Regions from separate parts of the Mus musculus genome. Here regions 1, 2, 3, 5, 6 and 7 are each linked to region 4. A link is a loop called in an ENCODE intact Hi-C map of the cell type or tissue named here. Cell type or tissue: left cerebral cortex. All regions are shown on one strand. Region 1 overlaps Morc2a (microrchidia 2A). Region 2 holds the start of Slc35e4 (solute carrier family 35, member E4). Region 3 overlaps Tcn2 (transcobalamin 2). Region 4 overlaps Smtn (smoothelin). Region 5 has its middle 29 kb from the start of Gm39567. Region 6 holds the start of Gm51880 (a long non-coding RNA gene). Region 7 overlaps Osbp2 (oxysterol binding protein 2).

Region 1 (4,000 bases), 150 kb after region 4:
GATACAACACCAAGAGACCGCTGGTAATGCCCTCTTCTGGGAGAACAGAATAGCAGAAGTCAGCTAGGGCAAAGAGAGGAGGTACCCCCGTGTTCCCTCCTAGCAGCCTATTAGGATCCTAGGACAGATACTATAAGCTCTGTGTCCCCCGTAGGGTGGAGAAAGGCAGTGAAGATGTACGATTGATGAAGCCACCTTCCCCAGAGCATCAGAGCCCTGACACACAGCAAGAAGGTGGAGAGGAGGAGGAGGCTATGGTGGCCCGGCAGGCTGTGGCCTTGCCTGAGCCTTCCACCTCTGATGGTCTTCCCATTGAGCCTGATACCACTGCCACCAGTCCCAGCCATGAGACTATTGATCTCCTGGTCCAGATTCTTCGGTTTGTGTTTCTTTATCCTTTTCCTTAAGGCTGACACTAATTCTTTACTCTTCCCATGCTATTCTGAGTTCCAACCCCTCTCTTCCTGCTTAGAAATTGCTTGCGGTATTTCTTACCTCCAAGTTTCCCCATCTCCAAGAAGGAGCTGAGTGTTATGAATTCAGAAGAACTAATATCTTTTCCTCTGGTGAGTCTGACCCAATTTTTGCTTTTTACACCTAAGTGCCTGTACATGCTTATTATCGCTGTCTCATCAACTTCCCTTCTCTCTGAGAGACGATCTGAGTCGATAGGACTGATGTTCAAAAAGGACAGACAGCTTGAGACTCCTTTACAAGTGCACCCCTCCCCTCCCCACTTCTTTCTCAGACCTGTCCTAGGTAACATTGATGAGATTAGACTCTCTCTACCTAAAAACATGAGACTTGGAGAGAGGTAAAGAGAGATTAACGGCATGTAGAGATGAGCATGAGAGCCCGGGTAGCTCAGTGGACTTTCTGTATCCACCATCTTAAAGTTTGCTAGAGGTGGAGTTGCTGCTTCTGGGTAGCTGGCCATAAGGCTGAGAGAAATGTTGCTGAGAGGCAGTGCCCAGAGAGTCTTGGCAGCTTGGGTAGAGAAGGAAAACCCTTATCTAAAAACCTAACCAAACAATCAAACAACTCCACTAGGGCTTCAAGTGCAGGGGACTCTGAAGTGGGGCAGGAGGCTTTTGTGAGCACAATAGGCTGGAAAGGGTTGGGGAAAATGATACATCTTGAACCTCATTTTTATGTAGGAAATGGAGCTGAAGGAATTGTTGATCTGAACTATGCTGAGGGCCAGATAGTAAATAACAGGTTTGTAGGCTGTCTAGTATCTGCTAACTACGAAGTTCTGTAATTACAGCATGAAAGTAGCCAGAGGCAGTCTATCAAGCAATAGCTTTATTTACAGAAACATGCAATAAGCTGATTGTGTCTGCTGACCTTGCTGTTACAGGGGCACAAGACCCACCACATTCTTGTTACACAGTAAGCCCAGCCTAGGCTTTGGCTTTTACTCTTGTTTAGACCAGGCTTTCCAGAGGTTCTAGGAGAAGACCTCTTCTTACAGTTTGATTTGTTACCTTTGGCATCAAATCGTGAAATTCAAAGCAAAAGCCAAGGCACAGCAGAACCTCAGCAGCAGGCACTGTTACTCAGCCCAAAACAGTCAGTCTTGTGACTGTCCAAGTCTAAAAATAATATCTAGCTTGTTTTTGCAAAAGTGCTAACCAGGGGGCTGGAGAAATAAGCTCAGTGGTTAAAAGCACTGACTGCTCTTTTGAGTTCAAATCCCAGCAACCACATGGTAGCGCACAACCATCCCTAATGAGATCTGATGCTCTCTTCTGGTGTGGCTGAAGACAGCTACAGTGTACTTAGATATAATAATAAATAAATCTTTTAAAAACGTGCTAGCCAGTACTAGGTCACAACTTTATCTTCTAGTTGCGATTGCTAAAACCAATTTTCAAATGTTAATTTTTGTCCTTATTGGTGTGTAAATGGTAGTATTTTCACAATTAAAAGCTTAATATAATTGCCTTCAAGATACTCATTTGACTTAAAATTTATTTTGTGCAACCAAGGTATTTTTTTATATAGAATGAAGTTTCTCTTGCTATCATGGTGTAAGAAGGTAGTCTAGACACAAATGCAGCAATCAGAAGCCCTCAACCCAGCAGTTTATGCAACCTTCATAGAAGCAGATGAGTACTAGAGTTTAGACTTCAGTGGGCAGCAGGGCCTTCATGAAGATGATTCCTTTTATCAGTAGGTATATACTATGCAAATTGTTTTAACTACTTCATAGGAAAAGGCTGTATTGTAGTACGACTATTTATTATACAAGTCTGGGAATATTTGCTATTGGTAGGTGCCAGAGGCAGTCCATAACCTAACCTTGGTCCTAACCCTGTTAGATATGGCAGTCCTATTTTGGAGTTAGAAAGGTGTGTTTGAACTGGAAGAATGCTCCCACAGTCCCTTTTTTTCTTTCCATGTGTAAAGGTAAAACTTCCCTCCACTTTATTAAGCACTTGGCTCAGTGCATGTGTCTTTATCCTCATGGTATCCCCAAAGGACTGCCACTAAGGTCTCTTTACCCTGGTTCTAGAAGGCTGCTTTTTCCTTGTAGTGAAATACAGCCAAGTGAACTCATTGCCCACTCTCTCCTCTTACTCCATATCATGTTTCCTTCCACAGAAAGAATACTTCAAGCAATATGAGGTGGGGCTCCAGAATCTGTGCCATTCCTACCAAAGCCGTGCTGATTCACGGGCAAAAGCCTCAGAGGAGAGCTTACGCACATCAGAGAAAAAGCTTCGTGAGACAGAGGAGAAGTTACAGAAGTTGAGGACCAACATTGTAGCACTCCTGCAAAAAGTGCAGGAGGTGAGCTGGCAGCCCTCTCAGGAACCAAACTAACTGGTCTCAGGGAGGGGACTGGACTACTTACAGGAATCTTTGTTTCCAACCCTGGCTGCTCAGAGTCCTAAGCAGAGGGCTTGAAATGATAGAGTTGCCTGGGTTTTGACCCACCCAGACCCCTAGGCAGTATAGTTTGTTTGAGAACCCTGTAAGCAATAAGCACAATTCTTATCTAAATGATATCCCAGATGTGCTTGAGTAGAAGTGGGACATTGCCCCTAAGGGATGTGGTATATATTTTTGCTGCATAGTAGACACTGAGAACTTGATTGATCTCTGGGGACAGGCTGATGAAGGAGCTGGAGCTATGAATGGGGTAGTACTGAAATAAATAATGAGAGATGGAATCCTGGGGGAAGCTACTTGCCTAGGGTTCTCAGGGTAGAGATACTTGTACTGAGACTGGGAGCTCACTAAGCTGTAATAGGAAGTTGTAGGCAGTAGGAGAGGTTAGAGACCTCTACATATGTGGTTTGATGTGGCATTGTCCAACTTTTAGTATAAGACACTAATCAGTTTGAAGATGTACGGGTTAGAACCAGGAAACCTATAAGAAAGCTCCCATCCTTTTTTGGGCATGCAGATTTAACTGAAATTTGGAAGTAGGGCAGGAGCAAGAAACAGAAGCTGACAGCTGGCTCAGGCCCATTCTCCAGCCTGTGTTCCTGCCCCATCTGACTCCCACCCACTCTGTTCCAGGACATAGACATCAACACAGATGATGAGCTGGATGCTTACATTGAGGACCTCATCACCAAAGGGGACTGAGGAGCCGGGAGGCTAACTCCTGCTCATACCTGCCCTCAACACAGCAGCTTCGGGGAGGGGAGTTCATTTGTGACTTGGTGGACTTGATCTTGGTTTGAGTCATGTGAGACATTTGTGCTTTGGGAAGGAGATTCTTTGAATCTTCTTCCCTAAGTTTACATAAATATTTATTTTTTAAAAGAGAAGATGTTAATGCCTGCTGTGAGACCGTACTTTTTTTTGTGTGACTCTTGAAAGGGCACAGAGTCTGAACCATTCAGCTCCTGGCACCTCAACATAGGATGAAGAAAGCACCATCCTGAAGTTGGAGAGGCTCTAAGGACATCAACAATGGGATATGAAAGATACATGGCCCCAGGGACTCAGCTCTGCAAGACCCTCAAGGGGTGATCAAAACAGG
Region 2 (4,000 bases), 380 kb after region 4:
AGGCTGAGCAGCAGCACTCGACGGTGGATGCTGTGCGGCACGGGGCGCTGGGCCCCCCAGTGGCATGCCAGGGCGGCTGCCAGCATGTGCAGTGCTGAAAGCAGCAGGGGCCGTCCGAAGCCATGCACTGTGAAGATCCACTTGTTGAGGCTTGACATGCTGGCTCCCGCCAACAGCCACACCAGTGCTGCCACAACCACTCTCGCCGGAGCAGGCTGCCCAAGGACCTGGGGTTTGTCCGGAGGCCACTTGGGGCGGCCATGCTCCTGGGCACTTCCAGCCACAGCAACTGCTTCGGCTGAGGTCATCATGCCTTCATGGTGCTCCAGTGGGCAGCGGCACATCCGCACCAGTGGGGCTGGGGCAGGAGGCAGGCTTTCCAGGGAGTCGCTGAGCCTGGTCCTGATTCCTCGGACAGGAGAGGGCAACACTTCAGGTGCTAGACTCTGAGCCAGCCGATAATTCTGGTCAGGGAAGAAGGTCGTGGCTGCTAAGATGCCGGACTGGCTGGTGTCCACCCAGGCCTCGTAAGCCCTGGGCACCTCCCGCACCAGGGGAGGCCTTCTCTCTTCTCCGCGCCCTAAGCTCACGCGATGCTTTCACACCGAATCCGTTTGTCTTTTTCCATCTTTGGTCCCCAGACTGTCAGGATGAGGTCACTGACTGACCCCGACCGCCTGCGTGTTTGGTGCTCAGGCCCGGACCAGGTCTGGCAGGGTCGATAATATTCCGAGCGTGGGAACGGAGGTTGCAGCCGTCGCTCCCCTCCCCCAGCCCCCTTTAGCCTTTTACTGGACCGGGAATAGACGCCGATAGGCCGGCGGACGCGGAATCGCGAGCTCGGACTGGCTGCAGCCTCTCAGGATGCTCTGGCTGTTCTGGCTGCCGCTCGGCTCCCGCGGTGGATCTGGCAGCTTCGGGCGCCGGGCTCTAGTCCCTCCCGAGTCCCGCGCGGCTCAGCGCTTCCCGGCCCTGCCCTCTCCGCCGCTACCGAAGCTGCGCTCCACCCGGAAAGTTGGGCTCAGCCCGGGCCCCGCCCACGAGTACCAGCCCCGGAGCCCGGCGGACGTCTAGCCCCTCCCACAGCCTTTGCGCCTCCCGACTTGGCTTGCGCAGCTGCGGCCGCGAATCCCTTAGTGGAGAGTGTGGGTTGTACCAGCCACCAACCGGAATCCGGATTGTCTCCAGCGCCAAGTAGAGCCTTCCTTAAAAAGACCAGTATCCAGTGCTGGAAACCCTGGGCACTCTGCAGAGCCGTCCCCAAGCTGTCTGCCATCGTCGAGAAGCAGGGCGTTGAAGTGAGACATACCACATCACCTGATCCCAGACCACAAAGGTCTCCTTGAGATCTTGGAATTCAACGGAGCTAGACCACGTGGTCCCTTAAGGCTGCCTCATCTTGTTCCCCCTCCATTCCACTCCAGATCTTTTCTCCCCCTCTCAAACCAGGGCGGCGCCCCCTCTGGGGCAGCAGAAGGGGAAATGAATCACCAAAGCTAACCACAGCTCCGGGAAGCAGGGTACAGCGGGCCGGCATCCATCCCGAGCTAGCCGACTTTATGTGCTGCTCCCTAGGCATTCCGAGGTGACTCACAGCTGGGTTTCATGAGGCCCACGGAGCAGAATCCTGGATGGTTCCCGGGTTTCCCACCTGAATTCAGGTTAGGGTAAGCAGCTGAAACCCAGGGACCTGTTCCCAGCCCAACGCGTGAGCAAGAATCAAGGTCCATCCTGGACTCTTTCCGGTAATTGGATTTCTGGGGAAGCTCCCGCTCACCTGCACAGGCCTCACCCGGCTCTGTTGTCAAACAAGTCCTGGATGACAACCTGCCTAGAGAAACAAGATCGCAAAGCGCAACTGTGTAGCCCGGCCCGCAGCGCCCTCTGGTGGTCGTGACTCCGCACTGTTGCAAGCGTTCCTAATCCCTTCCCAAAGAAATTCAGGTGAAAATAAGCCAGTCCCACCTGAGACCTAAATCAGATCTCTGTCCCAGATGAACCAGGAATCTACACTGTCACACTTGCCTCCGATGAGTCTGATACCCGCGGGAACCCGTAGATCTCTGCTGAGTAACCCAAGTTGAAGGGCAGAGAGTGTAGGTAGGAGACTTCCAGGGAAAGGATCAAAATCTGGGGCATTTAGATAGTTTTTCCAAGAAGAGTTATGGGAGGGAAACTGAATGAGCCTCTCCCCTCCCCCCTCCAACACACACACACACACACACACACACACACACACACACATTTTTTAAGAAGAGGAATCTGGGCTTTCAGTGAACTATATTCCTCTGGGATTTTTAATCCATTATCCACTAAGCTTCTTTGAATTAAAAAGCATTTCTTCCTATTTAAATTTTTTGTTTATTATTAGTGGTGTGAATGTCTGTATGGGAATGCTGAGATTACAAGCAGGTGCCTCTGCCCACTTCTGTGCCCATTTTAAAAAGATTTATGTGCATTGGTGTTTAGCCTGTCTGTCTATCTGTAACTATGCATGGATGTCTGTGAGGGCATCAGATCCCCTGAAACTGGAGTTACAGACAGTTGTGAGCTGCCATGTGAGTGCTGGGAATTAACCTGGATTTTGTGGAAGAGCAGCCAGTTCTCCTACTGCTGAGCCATCTCTCCAGCTCCTTGAACAATTTTTTTGTTAGATATTTTATATGGATGAGTGATTTGCCTGCATGTGAGTGTGCGCACCATGTGCATGGCCGGTGCCTGCAGAGCCAAAAGGGCATCAGATCTCCTGCATCTGAAGTTACTAGTGGCTGTGAACTACTATGTGGGTGCTAAAGACCAAATTTAGGTCCTCTGCAAGGGCAGTAAGTGCTTTAAAAAAAAAAAAAAGACTTATTTTATGTATATGCATACACCACTGTAGCTATCTTCAGAAACATCAGAAGAAGACATCGGATCCCATTACAGATGGTTGTGAGCCACCATGTGGTTACTGGGAATTGAACTCAAGAGCAGTCAGTGCTCTTAACTGCTGAGCCATCTCTCCAGCCCAGTAAATGCTTTTAACCACTGAGCATCTCTCTAGCCTCAGAAACCCATTTTAACCTGTCTCAACATCAGACTGTATTTTACTGTGGATCCAGAGCCAGGAGGCCCGGATTCAAGGAGGATATCACTGGGGTAGAGGGCTCATTCACGTTCCTTAGGGTCTACTCAAGATCTCAGAGCAGCCTATGCCTCCCACAGCACCCCTCAAATTTGAGCCCTACTGTATGAGGGGCCCACCTCCCTGCGAAGCCAGGGGTGCAGGAAACACTTCTGAGGGAGGCTGGGAAGCAAAAAAAGAACCTCTCCCTAGTGACTGTGCTGCAGAGAGAGGTATGGTCTGTTTTTCTTCGGGCTTCAAGCCTGACTGGGTCATTTCTATATTTGGGCTCAAGTGTCCTGTATGTGACCTATGAGGAGACCACAGTGACAAACACACTATAGACCAGAGCACCACCCCACAGCTCTGAGTCAGAAACCAGGCTGGAGAAGAGCTGCTGACATAGGTGACACAGCCTGAAGCCCCATCTTAAGAAAGAGATAAAGATCCAGGCTGGCCTCAAATCCCTTCTGCAGAAAAGGATAGCCCTAAACTTCTCATGTTTCTGCCTCTGCTTCCCAAGCACGAGGATTACAGGTGTGTGCCACCAAGCCTAACTTTATTTTTTTTTAGGATTTATTTTATATATATGAATATACTGTCACTGTCTTCAGCCACACCAGAAGAAGGCATCGGATCCAACTACAGATGGTTGTGAGCCACCATATGTTTGCTGGGAATTGAACTCAGGTCCTCTGGAAGAGCAGTGAGTGCTCTTAACCACTGAGCCATCTCTCCAGCCCAAGCCTGACTTTATATGGTGCTAAACTCAGGGCTTTGTGCATGCTAGGCAGGTACTGTTACAATGGAACAACATCCCTAGTCCATCAAATAGTGTTTAGTTCTTGCTTTGTGCATCTGGGAACACAACCCAAGGCTTTGTGCATACCAGGCAAG
Region 3 (4,000 bases), 390 kb after region 4:
TCAATGGTTGTCCCTTTACTCTGAGGCTCTCCACGGCTGCTCTGGGCCACTTCTCTCCACATCTGTCTGTCTGCTGTGAAATCTGGTGCCTCCCATGTAGTCTCCCTGTCTGGCCCTTGAACTCATCTCAGGCAGCTCCACTCTAACAGAACTCAGAGCTTCTCAGACTGACACCCACCTCTTACAGGTCCTCAAAGACCTGACTAAAAAGCCTGAAATTCTATCTTTTCTCCATTTTGATTCAGTATCCAAACAGATACTGAGAGGGGGAAAGAGAAGAGGAGGAGGAGATGAAGGAGAAGAAGGGAGGGAGGGAGGGAGGGAGGGAGGGAGGGAGGGAGGGAGGGAAGGACTTTACGATGAGTAAATACATTAGTGCCGCCAAGTGACATTATGGAAGTGACTTAGGACCCGCCTGGTGCTATTTCAGGACTGAAAGTTCAAGGCCAGCCTGGGAACAGAGTAAGACACTTGATGATTAATCTTGATTATCAGCTTACTGGGATTTTGAGTCAGCATGCAAACAGATTTCTGGGTATGTCTGAGGAGGAGGATTTCTAGATTAGCTTAACTGAAGGAAGGAAGACCCAAGTCTGGGTGACCCCGGCACATGGCCTGGGCCATTCGCTGAGCGGGAAGGAGAGCAACTGTCAACAGTGGCTCCCATCACTGAGTTTTCCCAACTGTGACCACGACACCTTGTCCCACCTCGACGAACTGTCTCACCCAGAACTGGGAGCCTAAACCAGCTTCTCTCTGCACTTTGCCTCCATAAGGTCTTTTGTCACAGCAATTAGACATGTGACTAATGCAGACCTTGTTTGCAAATGAAAAGTTAAAATCTGAACGATCGATAGTAGAGCTCCTGCTTAGCCTGGCTCTAGATTGCATCCTCCACCGGGAGGGGGGGTATATGTCACTTAACCTGGGAAGTGGGGCGTTTTTGTTCCTTAAAGACAGTGGCCTTTGATCCCAGCACTTGGGAGGCAGAGGCAGGCAGAGCTCTCTGAGCTTTTGAGGCCAGCCTGGTCTACAGAGTGAGTTCCAGGGCAGCCAGAGCTACACAAAGAAACCCTGTCTCTGAAAAACAAACAAAAAGGACAGTGGTGTTTACACAGCTGTGTTCTAAGAGTTCTTGGCCCAAATGACCAAACAGTCCTTAGGTGGCTTTCCCTGGAACTCTTGTTGGGAACAGAAAGCAGAGATTTCTCAAGATAAGGCAAGAATCCAGGGGAGAGAGCAGGCTGGTAGGGATACTCAGCTGCTTCGAGCCAGAGTTAACCCTGGGGAGGCAGATCCATCTCCATGGTTGGCCAGGGGCCAGCAAGGAGCAGCAACTAAGTTTCGCCTATTCTCGCGCTTGTCAAATCTCAAGGGACAAGTGTCTACCTTCTCAGAGTTATTAATGGCGAGATGTTATCAAGGTTATTTGATACAATTAATCTTCCTGGCGCTCTCACTGCATACCAAGCTTTAAACCTACACAAAACATGCCCAGCGGTGAGCTTAGGCTCCCCCTAGTGGCCCTGTGAAGAGGAGCAACATCTCGTCCCTCAACTCACTAGCCTGGGGTTGTAGGGAGTGGATGAAGAGTGAGGAACTGGAGTCCCAAGTCTGGGTCCCTTGATGACAGTGGTGGTCCATAGCTCCCAGCACAGGCCAAACACCACAGGCCCAAAACACAGGCCAGAAAGGAGTGGAGAAGGTAGACATAGAAATTAAACCAGAACTTCTCCCAAGAAACTCCTCTGTTCCTCACCCTTCCCATGATACCATTTCAAGCACGGAGGCCTGAGGGAAGTGAGAGCTAGGATGAGGAACGGGAAGCCTCACGTGAATCCTCCGCCATCTTGTGCCAACTTCAGGACATCTTCCAAGGAAGATCCAGCAAAGACAAAAAATGTCTGTTCGTATGGTGACAGGGCACTGGCGACCTTCAGCGTGACGCTGATGACTTCTGAGATGTGGACAGGGTCCTCAACAGCTGGCACCAACATGACTATGCCAGGAAGAAAGGAAGAAGCAGCTGTCATGAGGACCGGGAGCCTGGATCTGAGTCCTCCCTTCTTCCTACAGACACCTTGCCCGAGTGGCCTACGGCCTTCCCTCGAAATAGCTCAGTCAACAGCATGAACAGCTGCTGGGCTGAAACCCGGGTCTCATCTCAGCCTCCACATCCTTCTGCAGCCCAGGCCTGAGCTCCTTGCTGGGTCTCTGCTTCTTGCCTCTCTCCTATCTGACACACCGCACCTCAGAGGACCCTGTCTGCATCTGTTCAAGTCACGTCCTGGTCACCCCTGACAGACACATCTTCTTTCTCTGCATTTATCTACTACACCTGTTCATTCTCCCAGACCCACTTTCTCCCATGATGCCCCTGTGTTACAGGGCCCCGCGCCTCTGCTTTGGCCTTCTCTGCTCCTTTGCCCTCTCCTCCCATTTCCTGACAAGTCCTTGGGTACCAACATTAACCAAATGTGTCTCTCCACTCATTGAGTCATTAACTCATCTGTGATGATCTCGCTTTTCAACCTGATGGCATCTAGAATCGACTAAAATGCAAGTCTCTGGGTATTCATGAGATGGGTTTTCTCAATCAGATTCTTCAAAATGGGGACGACCCTCTGTAAATGTGGGCAGCACCTTCCGGTGGCAGATCAGGCAAAAGGACTCGGAAGAAGGAACCTGCTTTTTGCCGCTTGCCCTCACTCTCACTATCTACTTTATCTGACCTCTTACAGCATCCCTTTGCTGATATTAAACCAACTTCCTCACACTTCCAATGTAGATAGAAGGCTAACAGCTCTTCAGAATCCATCAGGCCTCCTGCATCGCCACACTGGGACTGCGGAGACATCCAGCTTTCCAGACTGAGACAGAGTGAGAGAGCCACTGTTGAACTATCTGTACCATATAGTGTATGCCAATCCAATAAACCATCCTATCAATGCTGCTGCTTTAGAGGACCATGACTAATACACTCCTCCATTCCCTCGCCCAAACATTTCCACGGTGGGTATCACGCAGTGGGTACCGCCCAGAGCACTTGTTTGGTGTCTGTGCCCACACCATGAGTATCAGAAGGCTGTGGCCTCGTTTTAGCTGCTGTGTTCTGTGCATGCTCATGTCGCCTCAGCCAAGCATCACTGACTGGTCACCCATCACTGGGACCCACAGAGAGTAGCTTATCACTTAGGAGACAGAAAGGGCTCTGCTACCCCTGGATGCCTGGCAGTCTGGGAAGATAAGATCCAAGTAGGTCTTGTGGTTCAGGATGGGTAGCAGCTGGGAAATCATCAGAGGATTTTGGAAGGCCCCATCCTGTAGGCTGAGCAGCAGGGATGTCCCTGCCTTGATGCACGCTGTGCCCAGCCCTACCCCGGATGCAGGAGATGTCATGAGCATCTGTGAGGAAGAGAAGGTCAGAGGTTAGCCCCTGGGAAGGAACCAGGCTCTCCAGCTTCTAACCAGCCCTCCCTCCATTGACCCGCTAAGCAGTCATGGCTCCAGAGTCTCTCTCTTACCTGTAGTGCCAGTGGGGTGCTATAGATATTCCCAAAGTAGCCCTCAGGGGCCTGGGACTTCAGGATTTTCTCTCGCACTGTCTCGATAGCCATGGTGATTCGTGGTCTCAGATCAGAGTTGAAATTGAATCGCTCCAAACAGGTGAGGGCCAAGCCGGCCATGGCTTCTGTGTCTAGGGGGATAACATCTAGTATGAACTGGACAGCTTGATAAGATCAGACTAGGTGGGGATTCAGGATCATATACCATACCAATTCAGGTGATTTGCCCAGGACTTCCCTGGTCCTAACACTGGACACAGTAAGCCCCAGAAAAACGCTCAGACCTAGACAAACTTGGTCACTGAGTGGCTTGAGAGTAACAGGTTATATGGACAGACTGAAGAAGAGGGTCCCAGAGGATGGATTCTACAGTCCCTGCTCCTAAGCCAGGATGCACTGAGACCAAAGAGGGAACTTTATTACTGATTAATTAA
Region 4 (4,000 bases):
GACACACCTGCCTCAGTATGAGCTGATCCTTGGCACATCTGCACTCGAAAACCCAAGCCCCCTCTGCCACTCACTGTAGCCAGTTCTCCTTGTTGTCTTGCCGCTCAGCACGGAAACGTTTGGACGCCAGAGCCTCCTCTTCTCGTTCCAGCTCCTGTCGCTGCAGCTCCCGGATGGCTGAGCGGATCCGCCGCCGTTCTGCCAGATCTGCAGTGACCTCCAGCTGCAATGTAGGTGGGAGTAAGGGGTGGGCATTCTGTCAGGGGCAAAGGACTGGCACCAACTGCCCACAGCTCTGCCAGGGGCACAATGGATGGCTTGTCTCCAGTCTCTCTACCCTAAGCCTTCCACGTGCCTGCCTCCCACTCAGGGTTTTTAGGGGCAACCTCGCTCATGACACCAAAGATCCTGAGAAGCCCACTGTGCAGTGTGATGCCGAGGGCCCCCTTCTGTGAGTGCACAGCCTGTAGCCACCGACCCAAGCCAGGTGCCAAGCAGCCAGGCACTCCTTTGTGGGACTTGACATCTGCTCTCCGGGGGCTTTCATTAACCCTTTAGACCAGGGAGCCACAGCAGGAAGAGTGTAGTCACCCTTCTTCTCTGAGCTACCGACAAGAGTCCAAGGAACGAGAAGGGTGATTCAGGTAGCTGAAGTCTGACTAGGTGATCTACCTAGTCAGAGTAGCAGGGCCCTGCCGGGAAAGATGTGAGACAGGGAATCTGAGGCAGTAGCCTAGCTCCCTGCTTGGCAGTGAGTTACCTTTCCCCTTTTACTGACTATGGCCTAGTCCTAGCCACCATGGAAGAAGTCAAGACCTAGGGTGGGAAGGGCTAGACCCCTAGTGAGTGACCCAAAGTGTCAGACCCAGCACTAAATCCCATTTGCCACTTGCTTGGTTTTTTGAGACAGGGTTTCTCTGTGTAGCCCAGGCTGTTCTGGAACTTGCTCTGTAGACCATGCTGGCCTAGAACCCAGAGACCTGCCTGCCTCTGCCTTCCAAATGCTTGGAGTTAAGGGACGGACACACCATCTCAGCCAGCTTCTACCGTCCTCCCTTCAAGGTTTAGTTTTATTCATGTGTTTGCATGTATCTGTATGAGTGGATGCCATGTGCACATGGGTGACTGTGGAGGCCAGAAGAGGGCATCAGGTCTCTGGAGCCAGAGTTACCAAGTGCTGGGACTTTCGGAAGAGGAGCTAAGGCTCTTAATTAACTGATGGTCCCATCCAGACCTACTCTTGATACATTACTTTGATACATCATTTTTATCTGATAAGAGGGAATTGAGTGTCTTGTTTATGGCTTGCCTGAGACAAGATAGCTGTGGTGTTGAGGGCTCTCTGTCATGGTGGGGAACTTTGAGGTCCTGTACCAGAGCCCCCTTTAGCCTGCTCTAGAAATGTCAAAGTCAAAGGAAACCTTATTACAACCAAGAGATCTATGCTCACTTCTCACAGAACATGTGGAGATCGGTGGCCTGAGGAGACAGCTGGTCCAGACTGGTCCGGAGGGTCAAGATCCAGAGATACAATGACTTTGTCTCATGGGTCCTCATTTCCAACCCCCAGGAAAAAAAATACAAGATAGGAACTTGGCCATTTCTACAACCCCTGGGTACCTCAGTGTCTCCATTTGGAAATTTGGATCCTCCTAATGAATTCTCTAAGTGGAAGGGGGTGGCTGGGCCTCACTCTGCTGGCCACTCCCTGGCATCCTTCCTTTTGGGACTGTGGGCAAAGCTCTGACAAGTGTCCCTGCTGTGTCCTGTGTTCCACGCCCTCTCAAACACCAAAGGTCAGACCACAGTGTTTCTACTGTGTCTAGAGTTCCTCACCCTCTCGGTCACCCCCACTGTGTGTGGAGGGGACTGCGGGAGGGAGGGAAGGAAATACAAAGAACTATTGTCCGCCAGGGGGAAGGGGATGGTTTCCGAAACTGCCTAGTGAAATTCTCCTGGGAGGAAAGAGGGTGCTTCCTCCTCCGGTGGGAGGATGGAGGGGGAGGGGACTGAGGCTCGGGTGCTTTCTACTCCGGCTGCTGGGGGGCATCTATTCAACCCAACGTTCCTAGTTTCAGGCTCTCCCTCCTGCACAAAAAGTGATTCTCCTGTAGTTCCTCCCTCAGTCCCAGACCAGAGCTGCCCCCTGTGTTGATAGCAATTGGGGAAATGCCTCGCCAGGGGGCGCTAAAAGCCCGCAGGCTGCAGCCACCAGCACAGGGCTCACTCACGCCCCACCCACCCAGTCTCCAGCCGGGCGTCCCAGCTAGGAGCCAGGCAGGAAACCCTCCGCCACCGCCGGCTTTAACGTCCCATCTGCAAAGGAAGGGAGGTTCACAGCACCTAAGCTGCTTCCCTAGGTCACCCGGACGGGAGGTGGCAGACGTGCAAACACGTGGCAGGGGGCACAGGCAGCGTGCCTGTCCTTAGGTGCCCCTGTCCCGTGCAGCCCACCACCCCGTCCTCAGGAATGTGCGGGAGCGGGACCGGAAGCAACTGCGGCTCCCCCAGTCAGCTGGGCACAGCTTTCCCATATAAGGCCGGGCCCCACGGGGAGGAGCCGGGCCCGGGACCGTTCCTGCCACGAAGCCGGAGGGTGGGACCCTCACAGCTCCAGGCACAGCAATGGCGCGCACGGGCGCGGTGAAGCCCGGGGCTGGAGTGGGCCTGGGGCCGTGGAGACGAGACAGGGTTGGGTCTCCCTTGTCCTTTGCTCCCAGGCCCGGGGCTGGGAGGAAGCACGTCCGGCAACTACTGCTTCTGTTTCTCCTCTAACAGCACGTTTCCCAGCTTCCAAACCTTGCATGAATGGGGTCTGATGGGAGTGCGTGAACACTCAGCGTGGCTTTTCCTATGGAAAACATGAAGACTCTGACTTGAGGGACGGCGAAGGTGACCGGTGGGCATCTTTGGAGACCCAATCCCATCTCCTGGCAGCAGAGAGCCTGGAGTGGCTGCCCTTGGCAGTGGTGCAGGATGAGGTTAAGGTTCTTGCCCCAGGACACACAGGCCAACCTCATAGGAGAGGTCAAGGCAATTAGACCAAGTGGCTCAAGCCTCTGCCTCTAGGGGAAAGGATTGGTGGTGGTATGGGTCACTTGTAAGGAAAGTAAAGTCTATATAATTTTTTGCCCTTGACAGAGAGCAGGGTCTGGTTGGTGGGGCTGTGGCCCCTCTCCCCACGGCCTACAGCAGGGCCTTGCTGGTGGACGCATATTACTGCTCTGCTGTGTTGGCCCACTGCCTCTGTGTATGGGAGGAGGAAGACCTTGAGTGGAGTGGACCAACCCAGTCTCTATCCCAAAGTCAGGTCCATACCAATTCACCCCTTTCTAACGCTGGCAACCTATATTTTGTATCACACCCCCCACACCACCCCTTTTCTTTTACAAGAAGCCAAAGCTTAAAGTAGAAAATGACAGACAAGACATCACAGAACCCATTAGGACCCACATTCTATCTCTCTACAGGTTCTTCTAGCCTTTCCCATGACTCTGGGTATCCCAAGACTTCCCCCCACCCCCGGAGTTTGGACCCTAATAAAGCTTTTAGCCTGGAGCGTTTGGGTATGTGGTTTCCCCACACAGAGGGGCAGTATGCGGGTGCTGCATCTGTGACCTGTCAGATACTGTGCTCAGCACCCAGCAGTTGTTCTCTGGTTTGTTACTCATTGCTGCCCATTATCACTGGGCAGGCCTACAGGAGTGGGCAGTGCCCATGCTGCTAGGAAGAGGCAGATCCAGCCTTCCCACACCTATAGCAGCCCATGGGTGAGTCCCAGCAGTTACTGTTTAAACAAGAGATGACAGTTGGGGGTGGGTAGGTACCAGGTCTCAGCACCTGACATGGACAGGAACATGCCACAAGAGCCTCTGGAGCAGCCAAATGGAACCAACCTGGCGCTGTTCCCTGAGCCTCTCCTCCAAACCCCTCCCCCTCCTTATGTACTGAGAAGTACATAAGAAGTGGCCTACATCCCTGGGTTGGCCACCCCACAGTA
Region 5 (4,000 bases), 67 kb after region 4:
CCAAAGGCTCTGCATACGCCTGATAAATGTTCTATTCATGAGCAAGCTCCCCAGCTAGCACCGTGATTTTTGACTCTTGACATTGGCTGGCCTTGACCCCTGGCCATGCCAGTTAGACTTACTGCCACTGTGATAACCTACCTGAGCGAAACAACTAAGGAGTGGGGTTAGATCTGTGTAGTTCACGCTTTCAAAGGTCCACAATCCTTGACTCTAGGCCTGTGGTGAGGCCATCATGGCAGTGGGAATCTACTCACATCATGGCTGACAGGGAATAGAGAGAGGTACCCAAGATAAGATATAGCCCCCAAGAATACACACCCAGTGATTACTTTACTCAGCCAGTTTTGCCTCCTAAAGTTCCCAGAACCTCTCAAAATAATCCCATCGGTTGTGGACTGGGCTCTTAGTACATGTTCCCTGTGAGGCAGGGCTTCACGTCCCAGCTATAAGACTGATGCAGTGCTTGCCAGGGGCTCTGGTGTAAGCCTCCTTGTTTCCTTTCATTTTCCCTAATGTATGCTTTGGGAGGAAGCCTCTATGCACTGACTACACCCCTGAGGGAGCACTGCGCTCCCTTCCTTGAGATCAAGGTATTTTCAAATTTTTTTAGACTTCTCTTGGTGATCCTTCCCCGGGGCAACTATAACAAACTGGCAAGAGACCTGAAACATCAGAATTTATCCTCTGACAATTTTGGAAGCTAGAAGTCTGAAGTCAAGGCATCAGTGGTGCTGTGCTCCCTCTGGAGTTGGGGGGAGCACTCTGTCACTCTTTCCAGATAGCTGCTGTGGCCTTAGATATCCCTGGGCCTCTCTATACAACACTGGTCATCAACTCTCTATTCTAGATCCAGTTTGGTACCTTCAGAACCTTACCCTATTACACCTCCAGAGTCTTTGTGAGCGTAAACTTAGGGTAGACTGCTCATCCCTCTCTCCTCTGAGTGCTCTGTCTGTTCTCTATTCATTTACAACCGTCACTCGTAAATGAATTTATTTTAGACTTTGTCTTATAGTCCAACGCTTCTTTTCCTCACCTCTGGGACTTAGATGCAGCCTCTTGCATGCTGGGTAAGTGCTCTGTCACTGAGTTACACCTCAAGAGCTGCTGCTTGATTCTTTTGTTGTTGCTGCTAAAATTGTTTCTGTTTTTAATATTGGGAGCTTTTTTTCTGCTGGATCTTGTAATATTTTTAGTAAAATGTTTAAATTCTCTTTATTATTCTTTATCTTCAGATAGTCTTTCTGTGTAGCTCAGACTAGCCTCAAAGTTGCCATGTAACCGAAAAGGCCTTTGGATTTGGCCTCCCAAGTGCGGGATTATAGGTGTGTGCCACCATGACCAAGCTTATACATTTTAAAATGGTTTTTAAATATTTTGAAATGTATTTATTTATATTATATATATTTGTCTGTTTATTATTTATACTTATTATATATCCATTATGTATCTATTTGTGGTGAGAATTTTGGTTTCTTTAAAACCCCAGTCATGTTCTGTGCATGTTTTTGTTTTAATTCCAGGTATGGGATCTAGGGTTGCTTCAGATTGTCCACAGCCGCTGACTAGGAGTGTTTCCTGCTCTAGGAGGGCTGTGGTTTTGCAGATAGTTTATGTTTGGCATTCTGAGAGCTCTGGTGAGGGTATAAATGTGAGAGCCCCATGAAGACCTGTTGTGGCTGCTGCTCCCCCTGCTGCTGCTCCCCTGCTGTTGCTGCTGCTCCCCCTGCTGCTGCTGCTCCCCCTGCTGCTGCTCCCCTGCTGTTGCTGCTGCTCCCCCTGCTGCTGCTTCCCTGCTGTTGCTGCTGCTGCTCCCCCCTGTTGCTGCTGCTCCCCTGCTGTTGCTGCTGCTCCCCTTACTGTTGCTGCTCCCCCTGTTGCTGCTGCTGCTGCTCCCCCTACTGTTGCTGCTCCCCCTGCTGCTGCTGCTGCTCCCCTGCTGTTGCTGCTGCTCCCCCTGCTGCTGCTTCCCTGCTGTTGCTGCTGCTGCTCCCCCCTGTTGCTGCTGCTCCCCTGCTGTTGCTGCTGCTCTCCTTGCTGTTGCTGCTGCTCCCCCTACTGTTGCTGCTCCCCCTGTTGCTGCTGCTCCCCCTACTGTTGCTGCTCCCCCTGCTGCTGCTGCTCCCCTGCTGTTGCTGCTGCTCCCCTGCTGTTGCTGCTGCTCTCCCTGTGGTTGCTGCTGCCCCCCCTACTGTTGCTGCTCCCCCTGTTGCTGCTGCTGCTGCTCCCCCTGCTGCTGCTTCCCTGCTGTTGCCGCTGCTGCTCCCCCCTGTTGCTGCTGCTCCCCTGCTGTTGCTGCTGCTCTCCTTGCTGTTGCTGCTGCTCCCCCTACTGTTGCTGCTCCCCCTGTTGCTGCTCCCCCTGCTGCTGCTGCTCCCCTGCTGTTGCTGCTGCTCTCCCTGTGGTTGCTGCTGCTCCCCCTACTGTTGCTGCTCCCTCTGTTGCTGCTGCTGCTGCTCCCCCTGCTGTTGCTGCTCCCCTGCTGCTGCTGCTGTTTCCTGCTGTTGTATTGGCTGCTTTTGCTGTTTTGCTGGTTGGAGATATCGGTTGACACTCCCTTTCCCCTCTAGCCTTCTTTCTCTCAATAAAGTAGCACAAAGCATACATTTATTATTTAATTTTAAATTTTGTTTCTATGTATAGGTATTTTCTTGCATGTATGTCTGTGTACCATGTGTGTGCCTAGTGCCTTCAGAGGTCAGAATACAGCATTAGATCCCCTGGAACTGGAATTATAGGCAGTTACAAACTGCCTTGCAGATGCTGGGAATTGAACCTGGGTCTCCTACAAGATCAAGGAATGCTCTTAACCACTGAGCCATGTCCCGTTTCTTTTGAGACAGGGTCTCTTCATACCACTGGCTTGTCCTGAAACTCACTATGTAGACCAGGCTGGCTTCAAACTCACATACATCTGCCTGCCTCTGTCTCCGGAGTGCTGGGGTTAAAAGTGTGTACCACCACATCTGGCCAGCTCTCCAACTCCTCTCTGTCTTTTACAAAAGCATTTTGTTACTTTCTTGCTCTAGAAGATGCTTCAGGTTCATGTTACCTATGGCCTGCTTCAGTCTTAGAATCAGCCATTTCTCCAAAGAGAATCATGGCTTTCTGAAGAACAGTGGCAGGAACCATTAGGAATAGCACTAGAAAGTGTCGTGGTTACTGGCTTGTTGTTTGTTTGTTTTATTTAAGACAGGGTTTCTCTGTGTAGATCTAGCTGGACTGGAACTTACTCTATAAACCAGGTTGGCCTTGGACTCAGAAATCCACCTGCCTCTGCCTCATGGGCGCTGGGATTAAAGGCATGTGCCGCCACCACCCAGCTGCTGGGTTTTTTTTTTTTTAAATCTATCTCAGCATGCAAATGAAAATATGTTTTAGTAACCACTATGCATAGGTGGGTCTGAAAACATTTCTTTTTTTTTTCTTTCCATTTTTTATTAGGTATTTAGCTCATTTACATTTCCAATGCTATACCAAAAGTCCCCCATATCCACCCACCCCCACTCCCCTGCCCACCCACTCCCCCTTTTTGGCCCTGGTGTTCCCCTGTACTGGGGCATATAAAGTTTGCAAGTCCAATGGGCCTCTCTTTCCAGTGATGGCCGACTAGGCCATCTTTTGATATATATGCAGCTAGAGTCAAGAGCTCCGGGGTACTGGTTAGTTCATAATGTTGTTCCTGAAAACATTTCTGCATGTAACCATCCACACCTGTGTTGAGCTTGACCCGTGTTCATACTGGTCCATACTGATTCATCAACTCTAGTCCTTAACGCCATTCATCCTGGCCTTGTCACCTTGATAACGGAGAACCTCTACTCCAACACTAAGAACGTTCTCTCCCACCCCATGCTGCACAATTATCCCACTCCATTATACATGCATAGCAGTGTCTGTACCCACATAGGAAACAACTCCATCACCTCCAGCAACCTGCCTGTGTCCTCTAACCTCTACAGATGCTATTCACTCAGTAAATGTTTCCCCTTTGGTC
Region 6 (4,000 bases), 270 kb after region 4:
ATCCTGCTGGGCTCAGCTGAGGCCCTGAGATGCGAGCCCAGGTCAGAATGTCTGCTTCCTGCCACCCACGCTGGGAAAAGCCAACTAAGTTTCTGAGGACAGACCATCTCCACCTTTGATGCATCGCATCTATCTGAGCTCTGGTCGCCCCGAGCCTCTTTCAGGCAGCACTGATTTATGTGGGCCCCTCAGCAAGCCCCAGCCACCTGTGTGGGTCAGAGGGTCGTACCTAAAGCAATCCATTTGCCTCCCTACATATTGGCAGGCCTTCTGTGCTGCTTTGGGTCAGCAGCTCTTCCACTCAGCCACAGCCCCACCAAGTTCTCCCCAGCCACCAAGGCTAAGCCCTCGGGAGGCTGTGCCTGGGGCCCCCTTCTCTGAGAAGATCCGAAATCTTCCCAGCAAGATTTCTTACCTTCCCCGGGCCTGCCCAGAAGCCAGTTCCTCCGCTGGAAGCCAACACTGGGTCTTTTCTCAGCTCTCTGTACCCCCACTTCTACCTCCCTTACACACTGCGGGACTCAGGAAAAAAACTTGGCTCCTTTAAGCAAACCACCTTCCAGTGTAGATTTTATAGATATGGGTGTCATGTTTTGATAAGAACAAAACCAAATCCTTCTCCTTTAAAGTTACATGGATGAGTTGGGCCTAGTGCCATAGGCCTGCAATTCTGGCTACTTTGGGAGTGAAGTTCAAAGCTAGCCTGGGCAACATCACAAAACCTTGTCTCAAAATGTAAAGGGGGGAGGGGCTTGCCTAGTATGCATAAGGCACTAGGTACAATCCCCAGGGTCGGGGGATGGAGTGGCCGATGTATGCCTGAACCATGGGAAGCTTCCAGACAAGACTGGCTGTGACTTCCGGACAGGTAGTGTCTGTGTGATGAGTATACATAGGTCCCTCAGTTTATGTCTTAATTCTCCACAACAACTAAAGAAAAGGCTTGACAATCCCATCCCCAAGGTTCTACAGCCCCCTCACACCTGTTGCTTTCAAGTCAACGACAACTTCCTATGAGACGCTGCTCAAGGTCTTCTCTGCTAAGAGTGTTCCAGAATTATATCTGTTCCCAGCCCGTCCTGTGATTGATTTAATCACAACCCAGAAACCTTCAGTTCTCCAGCTGCAGATCCGTCCCCCTCTTGGCACACATGACTCCCAGCACTCAGGAGGCTGAGACAGGATTCCGAATCTGAAGCCAGCCTGGGTTATTACACACAGTAAGTCCCAGGCCAGCATGAGCTGCACAGCCTGTCCTTGTCTCAAAAGAAACTGAAGGGGCTGGAGATCTGGTTTATCAGCTAAGAGCACTGGCTGCTCTTCTAGAAGACCCCAGGTTCTAGTCCCAGCACCCACAGGGTGGCTTATAACCACCTGTAACTCCATTCCCAGGGGATCTGGTGCCCTCTTCTGGCCTCCGAAGATACTGCATACACATAGTGCACAGACATGGCGTCAAAACACCCACACACATAAAATAGGAATGAAAATAAATGGAGGGAGGGAGACACCACATTTCAGAAAGCCATTCCTCATGTACAAGGGGAGAAGTGTCATGTGTGCTAGCCACTTAGGACACAGACTGAAAGTTCCAAGAGTGGTGTTTACAAAGCCATGCCGACCCCACACTCCCCACCTTGGCACCATCCCCGACAGGAAGAAAGCTTTCCGAGCCTTACCTTTTTAGAGGATGTTCATCTTAGGGTGATAGGCTGGCAGATGTTCCTTAGGGTAGGCCCCCAGGGCCACCAGCCACCCCTGCCCCAGCCCTGCCCAGCTGCCTGCCTGCTCTCTCTAGTGGCAGAAGCTAGGCTGATGAGAACATTCTGACACTAGACTATGACATCAGAATAGGCCGTGATCTCAGAGCTGTGACAGGAATGCTAACAGGGTATAAGGCAGGAAAAAGAAAACCCTAGAACCGGACTAGCCCCCTAGAAGTAAAGTCCCAGACAAGAAGGTGGCTGGCCCTGTGCTCGGGTCTTATAGTTTTCCAGACATCCCCTCACCCTGTGAGACAGATCTGAAGATGATCTAAAAATGAGATCAAAAGCACTGAACAATGTTGCTATCCATTTAGAAGGAAGGCAAGTGCAGGAGCCATCCTCTAGCGCCCCCTTGTGTTAACTTAAGGGATAGTCTTATTTGCTCACCAGGTGGTTTGCCTGCAGACCAGGAGGATTGGGGCAGAGACCCCAAGAAGACCAGGTGTCACACTGCCCAGGACAGGATTAAGTGCAGGCTGATAAAAAGTTACCACTGTGCTAACACCCTACATGTCAAAAATGACACAGCCATGTCAACTCGACAGAATTCAATACCATGTCTGGTGAAAGCTAGTGTTTGAATTCTACATACACAACACACACAAAATACAATTTGCTAAAATGGGACACTGTGGGTGACTTAGTCCAGCCATCCTACGTGGGGAAGCTTGTTAAACTAGGGTTTGCTCTTGGTCCCATGCTGGTCTGTAACCCAATAAAGGAGCCCAAGCTGGTCTCTAATTCTCTATCTTCCTGCCTCCACTTCCCCAAGTGTGGTATAGGTGTGTGCCCCCATGACCAACTTAACAACCTAAAAATCAAACAAGCAAGGAAATGACACAGAATGACACGTTGCTGACACTTAAGGATTTTTTCCCTACAGCTCTATTGTGTAGTTTGCAAACAGAGATGGTCTATTCCTCCCGTTCTGATCGGGTGCCTTTGCCGCCCTTCCCCGCCCTTCCCCGCCCTTCCCTGCCCTTCCCTTGCTTACTTTGCTAGCTATGATCATCAGTGAGAGGCGAGAGTCTGGGCAAGAGTGGACAGCTCTGAGTTTTCTCTGCACATCTCCAAGAAGCACCCAGCATCCACAGTGTGAGGTGGGCTTTTGGAAGTTGCCCTTAATGCAATGGAGGTGATTCCTAATTTACCGAGCTTTCAACAGACATGGTATTGAGTCCTGATGAGTGAGCTAACAGGGTTGTGTCAAGTGCTCACTTAGACCCATCTTTAAATGCTGACATTACGTTGCACTCCTGGCACAAGTCTGTCTTGACCATGGTGAATTGTCCTATTTATATTTTTCTAGACTCTGACTGCTAATATTTTGAAGATTTTTAAAAACTATGTTCACAACAGACATTGAGCTGCAGTTCTCCTGTACCATTTGTCTGGTTTTGTATCAAGGCAACACCGTCTTTATACAATGGCCTGGGAATCTCTCCATGTTTTCTAGAAGACAATGTGTGTACATAGTATTGTTTATTTTACAAATGTTTTATAGAATTTACTAGTTAAGTTGCCTAGGCATAAGATAGCTGGACGAGTTCCCAGAGTTCATAAGCAATTTAATGTTTTTCTGAGACAGATTTCACCGTGTAGTCCATGCTTGCCCTGACTGTCCATCCTCCTGCCTCAGTCTCATGAGTGCTGGGATTATAGGCATGCACTACCATGCTTGGCCCTATAAAGACTTATTGGGGTCATTTTACCAAATATGCATCTGTTCTTGTTCTCTCTCTCTCTCTCTCTCTCTCTCTCTCTCTCTCTCTCTCTCTCTCTCTCTTTCCCTCCCTCCCTCCCTCCCTCCCTCTCTTCCTCTCAACTGGTATTTTCTAGCTCAATAAAATCCCTTTTCAGTCTTTTGGGCAAACTCCAGAGCTTTATACACTGCCTATCACTTTATTGCCAAACAGAGAGGATGAAAGGAAGGGAGGGAGGGAGAGAGGGAGGGAGGGAGGAAGGGAGGGAGGGAGGAAGGGAGGGAGGGAGGGGAAGGGAGGGAGGAATAGAGGGAGAGAGAGAAACACAATGGAAATTTGCTCACCTTTTAGGAGCATAGAACTTCCTACTATGGGGCAAAATTTCTGAAGTTTTGTACCCCTGCTGCCTACACTGACACAGCCTGTACACTTCCTGCTCCCTGGACCTGACCTGGACAGTCTCCCCCACAGTCTACAAGATTCTGGAAGGAAAAATTCCCTAAATTACCACCTGTTTGATGCTACCTCAAA
Region 7 (4,000 bases), 250 kb after region 4:
TAAAACACAGTGACACAAAGGGCAAAGCAGGCTTGCACCATGGCCTCGTCAGTGTGAACTTCACACCCAGGCTTCTGTCCTCAGACTGTTAACTTCTACCCAGCACACAAGAAGACAAACTGAAAACCACACAGCCACCAATCAACTTGCAGCTTCATAAAACACATTGCCAGCCAACGGTAATTGGCTGGAGAGCATTTCACATTCCATCCAACAAGTCTCTATTTGTGGGACTCTGCACTGGGGCAAGCCGGTTGGAAATGTCATGCCTAAAAGCAATGGCTAATGAATCTCCAGAGAGGACTTAACACAAAGCATGAATGCAGACTTGTGTATGGACATCTGAGTGGTCTGCAGGCAGCTTTGACAGCTAGGCTACAAGTTCAGTTCCTTCCCCAGGCAGTACAGCATCTGACAAGCTTATCAAGGGCTGGAGAGATGGCTCAGTGGTTAAGAGCACTGGCTGTTCTTCCAGCACCTATATGGTGAGTCTCAATCATTTGAAATTCCAGTACCAGGGGATGCATGCACACACATGCACATGCACACGCACATGTAGGCACATATATACACGTATGCATACATACTATAACATAGATACACATATTTCAGATTTAATCCCACAGTAAAGTCTGCTGGAATTCTTGAGACCAGTGTGAAGCTACTGGCTTTGTCTTCTTGCCCGTCTCCCTCAAAACCACCTTGAAGAATGTTCACATGAATTGACCAGCGTTCAAATCTTTGTACAACACACTATAGCTCCAACCTGTCAAACTTCTCCTAGCTCTTCTCTGGCTCTCAAATGAAGGTCGCAGTAATATCATATATTGTGTAAGGCTGCCTGGCCAAAACCTCTTGTGCACCTGGACATATCCTGTCAATGATGAAACTCGAGAAGACACAAGAGTAAGCATTTGTGCATTCTACCCACTACGGTCGTAGGTACGAATGTCCAATTGTCAATGGCCACCTGTCTTTTCTCTGAAGCCCATCAGTTTGTTGCATGGACACAGAGTCCCTTGCTTTCCTCATATACGGCCATCGGTGCACAACCAAGTGGCACACACAGCACAGGTTTCCAGTGGGATTCATATCCCCCATCCTCAACAGCACAGCACAAAACAGAGCCGCTATCTAAATGAGGACTGTTCATTCTGGAATAGGAGGCAAGACTGTGCAGCTATTTTGCAGAAAGCATCTATTCTGCCCAAGGCTCTCAGGACAGAGTGTAAGCCACTGGCTCTGACATCTGTAAAGACTATACCCAAGTCCCTTTCAGCTAAGCCACCTCCCTCCCTGGGGCCTTATGGTGGAGTCAGCAGGATTGGCAAATGCTTGCTTGATGCTGACCTGTCCAGCTGTACTGGGCTTGTCCAGGGCTCTTTGGGTCTTTGGTTTCCATGAGCTCTGCAAGCTGTCTTTTCTTTCTGGACTGAATGGGCGGGGCTGATACTCACTTGTATGAGCAACTGGCACCTGAAACTGGTGGAAAAGGTGCCTATCTGGTGAGGAGGAGGAGGCTGCCTGGACCACCCACAGGTTCCTGATTCTGAATACACACAGGGTGTGGCCCTACTTGAATGGCTCTCTTTCTCCTGTCAGGGTGTAGATTTTCCCAAAGCCTCTCTCTGCAATGGGTCCATTTCTAAGACGACCCAGTGACCCTTCTGGGATCTCCCTTTGCTTCTTGAGTTCAGCAGTTATTCCCAAGAGGATGCCAAGGTCAGCAGCTCTCACCACTCAGCACCGGAAGCAAACAGTCCCCACTCATCCTTCCACAGAGACTTGGCCAACATGTTAGTTGGGGCACGCTGCATATGGACTAATGCCCAGCAATTTTTTTTGCCCATTTGTCATGACTCATGTAGATTAGTTCCAAAGCTATTAAAAAATATTATTAAATATTAAAAAATTAAATGATCTCCCCTTGGTGAAGCTCTGAAGCCAACACAACTTATTAATTAACACAGTTGCTGACTCTCGAGACTCATCACGCCGGAGCTGCTGTGATAATCTGATTTCCCATATAATTGCCACCGCTCTGCAAGTCTGAGCCACAGCAAAATCATCAGACTGAAGTATACAAAAGGCCTTGACTGGTTTGCCCCAGTGAAAGGAGAATTATGCCATCCACTTGCCACCAGCGCCCCCTAGTGGTTGGGATGTATTTGCAGAATGGTTCTCTTGGAGCTAAGCTTCCATGGGAAGAAAGGGAGACTTGCATCCAACACTTCAGCAGCAATGCCAGGGGATAACATGGTTCTGAGGAAACAGTAGATAGGAGGCAGGCGCCAGGTTCATTCAGTGTGGTGGCAGTTTCTCAGGAAGGTTGAAGCAGGGGAAATAGCACACGTTCAGGAGTCTGAGTCCAACCTATTCTACATAAACAATAACATTTTTCCTTTTCTTTTATGTGCATGGTGATTTGCCTCCGTGTTTCATGTGAATTCGTGTACCATGTGAATTCATGTACCATGTGGATGCAGTGCCTGCAGAGGCTAGAATAGGGTACTGGATCCCCTAGGACAGTTGTAGGTGGTAGTGAGCTGCCATCCAGGTGCTGGGAATTGAACCACAGAGCTCTCTCCCCCTCAAAATAAAAAAAATGTAAAGTGATGCCACCACTCCCTACCAGCCCTTTTCCGAACAGCATGAAGGATGCTTCACTGGCAACCAAACTTTCCACCAAAGGCATCGTCGCTGTAGTTTGTTTTGGACACTGTGGGACAGGCATGGTGCTGCTGACACCGAACAGCATGAAGGATGCTTCACTGGCAACCAAACTTTCCACCAAAGGCATCGTCGCTGTAGTTTGTTATGGACACTGTGGGACAGGCATGGTGCTGCTGACACCTTACATATCTTTGCAACAATCCAGTTCTTCAAATAAAGGAACTGAGCCAGTCAGCTTGAGGAGGGTTCACATGGCAACAGAGTGACATGGCTAAGAGCTTTGGGAACTCACTTGGGAGTTCATGTGGAGCAAACTAGACACAGAGCTTGGTTCTACTCCCTGGGACTGTCCCTCTCCACTGATACTGCCATCCATCATCAGACACCACTGTCCTGCTTAGCTCTGAACAAAGCTAAGACTGAAGCTGTCCCATTCTGGTTAGTCTCTAACTCTGCAGGTGGCCACGCTGGCTCCTCTCCAACACCAGCCCCAACCCACCTCTTCTTAGTGGTGGGCAGGATCACTTAGTGGTGGGCAGGATCACTTAGTGGTGGGCAGGATCACTTAGTGGTGGGTAGGATCGCTTAGTGGTGGGTAGGATCGCTTAGTGGTGGGTAGGATCGCTTAGTGGTGGGTAGGATCGCTTAGTGGTGGGCAGGATCGCTTAGTGGTGGGTAGGATCACTTAGTGGTGGGTAGGATCACTTAGTGGTGGGTAGGATCACTTAGTGGTGGGCAGGATCACTTAGTGGTGGGTAGGATCGCTTAGTGGTGGGTAGGCTCACACACCACTTCCTCCAAGCAGGCTTGCTTCTCTGACTTCAGCTGTAGCTGAAGTACCAATCTTGGTGCACCCTTCATTAGCACAAGGCACGAGTAGTGTGATTTGAGGTTCCCCATGGCTTGTGGACCACCTCACTGTTGGGGGGAGGTCCGTGGAAGCTGCCAATAGGATCTGTTTTCCTTTGATTCTCAACTCTCATTATATTAGCACAGAATGATGTGCAGTAAATATTGAAAATATTGTTGGCTGGTGGTTGATTTTGAGTTTTTCAGTTTATTGTTTGTTTTTTTCAAGACAGGTTTTGTGTGTGTGTGTGTGTGTGTGTGTGTGTGTGTGTGTGTGTGTAACCCTGGATGTCCTGGAACTCACTCTGTAGACCAGGCTAGCCTCAAACTCAGAAATCCACCTGCCTCTGCATCCCAAGTGCTGGGATTAAAGGCGAGGCCCCCACTGCCTGACTTGGTCATTGTGTTTTATTAATTGTATTATATAAACATGGACTGACCTCAGATCTGTGAAACTCTATAATATTTAGCAGGAAAG

Evidence for each region. A loop is a pair of places that touch in the nucleus more often than their neighbours do. Peaks named below come from ENCODE experiments on the same cell type or tissue, not always from the same donor. Only the 100,000 strongest peaks of a DNase experiment are listed, where the experiment ranks them.
Region 1: it touches region 4 in a loop (4-fold over the local background); 6 of 42 quality-filtered maps call a loop at or near these places.
Region 2: it touches region 4 in a loop (3-fold over the local background); 7 of 42 quality-filtered maps call a loop at or near these places.
Region 3: a loop joins it to region 4, with 2.7 times the contacts of the local background. A loop is called at or near these places in 7 of 42 quality-filtered maps.
Region 5: it touches region 4 in a loop (9-fold over the local background); 13 of 42 quality-filtered maps call a loop at or near these places.
Region 6: a loop joins it to region 4, with 3 times the contacts of the local background. A loop is called at or near these places in 4 of 42 quality-filtered maps.
Region 7: a loop joins it to region 4, with 8 times the contacts of the local background. A loop is called at or near these places in 20 of 42 quality-filtered maps.

The regions. Positions count from the first base shown.
Region 1 is chr11:3,685,504-3,689,503 of GRCm38, forward strand. Morc2a (microrchidia 2A) reads left to right here. Exons shown (of 27, transcript NM_001159288.2): 23 at 1-23; 24 at 155-379; 25 at 473-566; 26 at 2,608-2,796; 27 at 3,532-4,000. The coding sequence ends at 3,600. Among named protein-coding and RNA genes, the nearest start is that of Morc2a, 38 kb to the left of the region's middle. In left cerebral cortex, no CTCF peak of the experiment used is centred here; a DNase peak (open chromatin) is centred at 1,575; H3K27ac peaks cover 861 bases.
Region 2 is chr11:3,912,844-3,916,843 of GRCm38, forward strand. Slc35e4 (solute carrier family 35, member E4) reads right to left here and starts at 1,821. Exons shown (of 2, transcript NM_153142.3): 1 at 1-1,821. The coding sequence starts at 344. In left cerebral cortex, CTCF peaks have their summits at 74, 310, 1,136 and 1,907 (motif pointing left); DNase peaks (open chromatin) are centred at 212, 1,091, 1,494 and 1,835; H3K4me3 peaks cover 2,069 bases; H3K27ac peaks cover 2,088 bases.
Region 3 is chr11:3,920,178-3,924,177 of GRCm38, forward strand. It overlaps Tcn2 (transcobalamin 2), which reads right to left. Exons shown (of 10, transcript NM_015749.3): 6 at 3,525-3,697; 7 at 3,219-3,405; 8 at 1,834-1,999. Among named protein-coding and RNA genes, the nearest start is that of Slc35e4, 7.5 kb to the left of the region's middle. In left cerebral cortex, a CTCF peak has its summit at 1,518 (motif pointing left); a DNase peak (open chromatin) is centred at 1,500.
Region 4 is chr11:3,533,301-3,537,300 of GRCm38, forward strand. Smtn (smoothelin) reads right to left here. Exons shown (of 20, transcript NM_001284427.1): 3 at 75-223. It overlaps Gm11946 (a long non-coding RNA gene), which reads left to right. Exons shown (of 6, transcript XR_001780145.2): 2 at 152-3,310; 3 at 3,471-4,000. Among named protein-coding and RNA genes, the nearest start is that of Gm11946, 2.5 kb to the left of the region's middle. In left cerebral cortex, CTCF peaks have their summits at 1,142 (motif pointing right) and 2,173; a DNase peak (open chromatin) is centred at 2,194; H3K4me3 peaks cover 1,258 bases; H3K27ac peaks cover 1,210 bases.
Region 5 is chr11:3,600,439-3,604,438 of GRCm38, forward strand. No RefSeq gene overlaps it. Among named protein-coding and RNA genes, the nearest start is that of Gm39567, 29 kb to the left of the region's middle. In left cerebral cortex, a CTCF peak has its summit at 2,497 (motif pointing left); no DNase peak of the experiment used is centred here.
Region 6 is chr11:3,803,434-3,807,433 of GRCm38, forward strand. The region is part of intron 2 of Osbp2 (oxysterol binding protein 2); the gene reads right to left. Gm51880 (a long non-coding RNA gene) reads left to right here and starts at 791. Exons shown (of 3, transcript XR_003949627.1): 1 at 791-868; 2 at 2,769-2,866; 3 at 3,821-3,930. In left cerebral cortex, CTCF peaks have their summits at 1,387 (motif pointing left) and 2,123 (motif pointing left); a DNase peak (open chromatin) is centred at 2,108.
Region 7 is chr11:3,784,645-3,788,644 of GRCm38, forward strand. The region is part of intron 2 of Osbp2 (oxysterol binding protein 2); the gene reads right to left. Among named protein-coding and RNA genes, the nearest start is that of Gm51882, 13 kb to the left of the region's middle. In left cerebral cortex, a CTCF peak has its summit at 2,163 (motif pointing left); a DNase peak (open chromatin) is centred at 2,146.